2 separate regions of the Homo sapiens genome follow, and region 1 is linked to region 2. A link is a contact called in ENCODE Hi-C or POLR2A ChIA-PET data. All regions are on one chromosome and are shown on one strand. The core of a region is the stretch at or near the end of the contact, and the rest is flanking DNA. Distances in the headings are between cores, read along the strand shown.

Evidence for each region. Hi-C counts contacts between places; a loop is a spot of excess contacts on that map. ChIA-PET counts read pairs that join two places held with the same protein, here RNA polymerase II (POLR2A). Pooled maps may share reads with other maps.
Region 1: a loop to region 2 is called in a map of endothelial cell of umbilical vein, with 12 times the contacts of the local background. The contact joins two enhancer-like sites. A Hi-C loop is called at or near these places in 1 of 168 maps with a recorded cell type or tissue (endothelial cell of umbilical vein) and 4 of 50 pooled maps. POLR2A ChIA-PET finds 5 or more read pairs at or near these places in 1 of 52 experiments (activated CD4-positive, alpha-beta T cell).

The regions. Positions count from the first base shown.
Region 1 is chr4:123,417,062-123,419,914 of GRCh38, forward strand. No RefSeq gene overlaps it. Among named protein-coding and RNA genes, the nearest start is that of SPRY1, 22 kb to the left of the region's middle. RefSeq lists an enhancer at 1,246-1,803. Within about 2 kb of position 1,535, at least 12 of the 41 ENCODE cell types and tissues checked have a DNase peak (open chromatin) inside an H3K27ac peak, as active enhancers do; they include endothelial cell of umbilical vein, where a contact is called at or near this core.
Region 2 is chr4:123,831,220-123,834,109 of GRCh38, forward strand. All of the region lies in intron 4 of LINC01091 (long intergenic non-protein coding RNA 1091), which reads left to right. Among named protein-coding and RNA genes, the nearest start is that of LINC01091, 180 kb to the left of the region's middle. RefSeq lists a silencer at 1,215-1,509. Within about 2 kb of position 1,597, at least 15 of the 41 ENCODE cell types and tissues checked have a DNase peak (open chromatin) inside an H3K27ac peak, as active enhancers do; they include endothelial cell of umbilical vein, where a contact is called at or near this core.

The DNA of each region.
Region 1 (2,853 bases), core at 285-2,784, 410 kb before region 2:
AAAGCCCATATTTGGCTTCTGTTTTTCTGGCCAGAGGGCCATTCACTGCATTAATAAAATATATATTCTGACATGATGTGTCTCCTGCCTAAAGTCATTTTTGTCTAGCAAATACTAGTAAATAGAATTCTAAAAAAGATATGTAATTATCTGCTGCAGAGAATTTCAGTAATATCATTGATCATGTTAAGGTTTCCAGGGGAGACTAATTTTAAGAATTGTGGCAGTAAAACCTCTGGCACTAGAGGAGACAGATGTTCAAGGCTGTGGAATTGGCTCACCTCTCACGGGATATAATAATGCATCCTTTCTATAACATCCCAAATAGATAGGCCTGACATGGAAATGCCTGGAATCAACTCCTCCTTCATTTTACTAATGTATTTTTAGTTATTGATAATGCAAACCACTTGGTCTTCTCTGTTAAGCGTCCAAAGTATCCTTAAGAGTAATTAAAAAAGTAAAAAAAAAAAAAATGCCAGGGCCCTTCCCAGCTTCTTAGATGCTAATGCTCTTTCTCCTGGATACTAAACTATTGTTTACTCTTCTTGCTGAACTTGGCATAGGCATGAAACCCCTCAAAACATTCTTTTTTTTCATATGTACTATGGCTGTAAATACTTTTGAATGGTCTTGGGGATAGATCTATAATATTATGGAATCTATCACTCAAAGCACTATTATTAGTAAATACAGTAATATCTCAGATTGTATATTGCACACATTTTCTGTAAGTACCTAGGTTATAACATATTGGGCTTTTGACATACTTACGAGTGAAAGAGGGGCCAAGTTATTAGCCTAGTTTTGCAGATAAAATCTAACACAGGGAGGATTATGATTTTCACATTTATTGATAAAGTTAGGACTAGAACCTAAACTCCCTGATTCTGTTAGTTCATTCTGCTCTCACTATGTAAGATCAAGCAGATGGGCCAAACCAGCTGAAGCATCAGGGTTTGGCTCATGACTTTTGCTGTGATGGAATATCCAGTTGAAAAAAACAATCCTTATTTTCATACTTGAATGTTATAGGAAGCTCATTTTAAATTGCTCTGTTCCATATGAAAGATAATCTGGCCAATTTCTTAACTGTATTCAACTCCTATGCTTTAGAAACAACGTTGTTGTGTTTACAGGGAATGTTTAAAGCCCAAATACACAAAAGTAAATTTAAATCCCCTTACATTTTTATTATTTCAGTACTCTAGTTTATTATAACTCAGCTATCTATAGTGAACAGTTGACCTCTTATTATCTCCTCCAACCCCATCCCTGCTGACATCATTAAACAGGAAGGATTCTAATTATGTAGTCTCATTTTGGAGAAAATTGGGAAGACTACGTAGAAATCTAAACGATGTGTGTTACTCTCAGAGCTAGGAAACTAGAGCCAGGTCTCATGGCACTCTAATTAAAAACTTTTATTTCTGCAGATTTATTCTGTGGTCCTTACTGAACAGATCTGCCTTGGGTTTCTGCTGGTGAGTTTTTCAGCAGGAATGCAGGCTTTGTTTCTTTGAATAGTTGAGTGCAGATTAGTGGTATGCCAATTTCCTGTGGCCTTTCAGAGCTGCAATTTGAGCCCTGTTTGCTCCTGGCCCTTGCACAATTGAAAACAATGGGTGACTTCTTTTAGGTTTCACTTCAGGGCTCTTAGAAACAGGGGAAGTGGCTAAAGCCCTACTTTACAGGTAATTAACAATAGATAATGTTTGCTCTGCATTTTTTAGAGCCGATAAAAGGTAGAAGAACATATTCAGCTCCTGATTTAGACACTGTGCAGTGGTTTTATGGATACAATAGCTGTCTTAGCATTAGCAAGGTGGCATGGAGTATCATATATATCTGACAGCACAAAAGTTTTAAAAAGCAGAAGAAAAAAGAGTATTATTAAAACACTGAAGAGTAACCAAGAAAGCACTCCCTGGAAGATGCTAGAGAAACAGCGTCATTTTAAGCCATGCATTTTGACTCAGGCTGTAAATCTATATGTTTTATGAGGTGAACAATTTTCATAACTTGTTGACATTTATTCAAGGTCTTTTTGTGTTTTACACATAATTCAACTCTAGAATTCTCCTGTTTGTTAAAATAGCTTCAGCTTAAAAAGGCTTTATTTCCCATTACATTTAATCATTAGCCACAAATATTCTTATGAAATGGTTTTAGGGACTGGGCACTGTGGTTCATGCCTGTAATCCCAGCACTTTGGGAGGCCAAGGCGGGTGGATCACCTGAGGTCTGGAGTTCGAGACCAGCCTGGCCAACATGGTGAAACCCCATCTCTACTAAAAATACAAAAATTAGCTGGGCGTGGTGGCGGGCACCTGTAATCCCAGCTACTTGGGAGGTTGAGACAGGAGAATCTCTTGAGCCAGCGGGGCAGAGGTTGCAGTGAGCCGAGATCACGCCATTGCACTCCAGCCTGGCAACAAAAGTGCCTGGGCAACAAGAGTGAAACTCCAACTCAAATTAAAAAAAAAAAGATTTCAGGTGCTTAACGTGTAGAAAACAATGTTTTATTGCCCTTTTATTGTGTCTTGGGTAGTGATAGGGTGTTTACCTTAATACTTGGAATAAATATTTTTAGACCACTCTTCTCTGTGAAACATATTGTGTCCACCTGTGACAAGGTAGGTGTGTAGGAGTACTGATTGATTGATTCATTAAATCCTCAACAGTTACCAAGCACCTACTCTGCCCCACATCCTGGCCCCAGCACTAGAGGTGGAAGGATGATGGAGACCTTGTCCTTAAGGAGATTATGGCAATCGCTTTCCCACATTCTTTGGAAAAAATGAGTAATCTCAATTTTAATACATCTACAATTGAAATGTGTAGGCAGCACTC
Region 2 (2,890 bases), core at 347-2,846:
TCTCCTTTGCGTTAGATGCCGTAAGCGTTAGTGTATGGATGGCAGACCTGTTTTTCCTTTGCTTCTCAACACTCAATTAGATCCGTGTAGCTAATGAAATTCATGAGAGCATGCAGCAAAATTCTGTATAGGAAGGTTTTTTTTTCCTTCTTTACATAGTTTCCCATGTTCTAAATTAGTTGTTTTAATGTTATCTATGTGTTTTTGTTTCATTTTAGGGTATCAGTGGGATAATATTAACTGCCAAAATAATTCATTAGTTGTAAAGCTCCATCCTGGCTAAACTGTGGATAATGTGCCTCTTAGCTTAGACTGCTGAAAAGTCATTATGGTCAATGACTGACCCACAGCCACCATGTGAAAAACCTGGGTTTAACTAGAAAGTAAAAACTGCTGGAACAACCTGATTGTGCCAAGAGGTAGTATGTTAAATCTATGTAGAAGTAGCAGAAGTTACAGGAAAAAAGCCAGTGATTACCAGGGTGTCACATTGTTTATGAACCAGGTTGCTGAGTCTTTGAATCTGGAGATGATAATTTAAGTCAAAATTTCAAGAGTAGGAATTCTGAGGTCAGAATCAATAGTGTAGTTGGGTATAAGTCATTTGAATAAAAAGCCGGCTTTTGAGCTTGACCCCTTTTCTCTCAGTTCCTTTTCCTAATTATCCTACTTTTCTCAAAAATGTCACTCACAAACTCTTTTGCTGTGAGAGTTAATGGTGAGGTGCATAAAATACACATACAAGTTTCAAAAGTGAAGTATAAATAGCCATAGCCTTTCAAAGTATTATTCAGGTTTAGGAAAACAAGTGCCTTTACACATCATTCGAGCACCCGAGGATGATTCTACCTGCAGATGGGCCTTTAAATAAGTGTGAGTTTGCTGCTGCTTCTCAACTCCCAGTTGGATACTGAAAAAAAAGATCTTTCTCAATTTCCTGTTCTTGTGCGTTATTAAAATCCTTCTGTTGCCCCCACTGCCACCCCTGCCTCTTTCTTCTTTTCCCATCTTTTTGTGTGGAGGATGTTATCCACAGTTCCCAGCAGTGATGATGCATTTGAGTCAGGAGGATGAGATTGTGACCCAGATACAGTGCATGAGAAATGAGTGATGGGAAGAGAGAATGACATGACGGGGGGCGGAGGGGGGGGAGAGGGGGGAGAGAGAGAGAGAGAGAGAGTGAGCAGTGGTGAAGGGTTATGAGTTGTACAGTTATTTCTAGCTTTGAATGGTTTCCAAATCTCATACATTCACAGACAACCTCGCCAAAGCCCACAGCTGTCATGCATTTTCAACAGATTCCACAGGGCCTAGATGAGGTTTGAAGGCATTCCTTTGCTCTTACACATTAGCTAAAAGGAATTACCGTAACATCTGATATTGTGGAAGTGGGACATTTGCCATCCTGACCTTGCCCAAAGCAGTCCGGAAATAGGAGTCTAAGAATGTATTATCTCATATGGCCCCTAAAGGTCACCAGGGGCCTGTCGGTGGCATTCTGAGAAAATCCAAGCACCCAATATGCTCTGCATTTGGAGAAACTGGGCTGCTTTGTATGGGCACAGTGGGCAGACACATGTTCCCATTGCTCGTTGGATGTTTGTCATAGGAAAGGCATGTTCCACTGGAGAAATTCCCAGCTGTCAGTAATGTGCTGATATACCACAGCCAATCATCAGAGGATGAGCCAAATAAACAGGATGTTCACAATGTGTGTGATTGCATGAGTGTGTAACAAAACTTCTGCCCATTTCACAGCCTCATAATGGGATTGACATGCATTGCTTAATGCATCTGTCTGTTTAGGATAGAAAGGCATAAACACCATGGAAACCATGTGTAAGAAAGCCCTTTCTTTGGCTATATGGGCTGTTGATATGATGGGATGAAATCTGGTATAAATTGGGAAAGAACATTGCTTTAATATTATGAGTTTACTTGCTGGGAAGTGCCTTGAAGTCATCCAAACACAGATGAGAAGGAATAATCAGATAATCAGTAGCTATTGAGAGTTAACAAAAGGGGCTGAGTTGATATGAATATTTTTACATACCAGTGGCGTCATCTTCATTCTTTCTTCTTGTAAGACACTCATTAGTTGAATTATTTATATAAATGTACAGAAATGAGTCAAAGTTATGTCATTGCCCTTTTTGTTTGGATATGCTGCTACTGTTAACAATTAGTTTCTAAATATATTCCCGAGGCAGCAATTTGGGAAGGGGGAGTAGTGGTTCCTTCAACACTCATGTGTAGATAGGTTCTTGGAAAAATAACATCAGGTATCCTGTTAAGTGTCAGACCTTTTACTTCTCTGAGCATTCAAATCCCCTTTGCTCAAGGTGGCACATCCATTCATGATAATAACAGTAATAAATAAGATTTATTGTACATTTCCTGTTTGATGGTACTGAGCTAAGCCTTTAACATGCATTAACTCTTTTAATTCTCACAAAACATATAAGATTGATACTATTATTATTACTATCATAATGATAAGAAAACCAGCATTCAGAGAAGATAGTAGGCTTTTAAGAAGGTAGAGTTAGTGACAGAGCAAGCTGGAACATGTATTTGAGTACTGAATCCATGCATTTAACCATTTCACTATGTTACCCTTGTGTGTCCCTGCTCTATGTGAAATTTGATTCTATTACAGTCTCTGGTGTTAATTATTTTATTGCATTGAAATGTGATTTGTATTTCCTTGAACAGGACTAATGCACAAATATAATTTTGGTATCCTAGGGTCCATCTGTATAGAATATTTCACCAACCTAGTACAGTTGAGGAACATGCCATGAAGTCTTTGTAATGATTTTTCTCTCTTGTTAAGTTTTGGTCTTTTAATTGTGGTTATTATGTGCTGCTTTTCAAACATTGCCCAAGA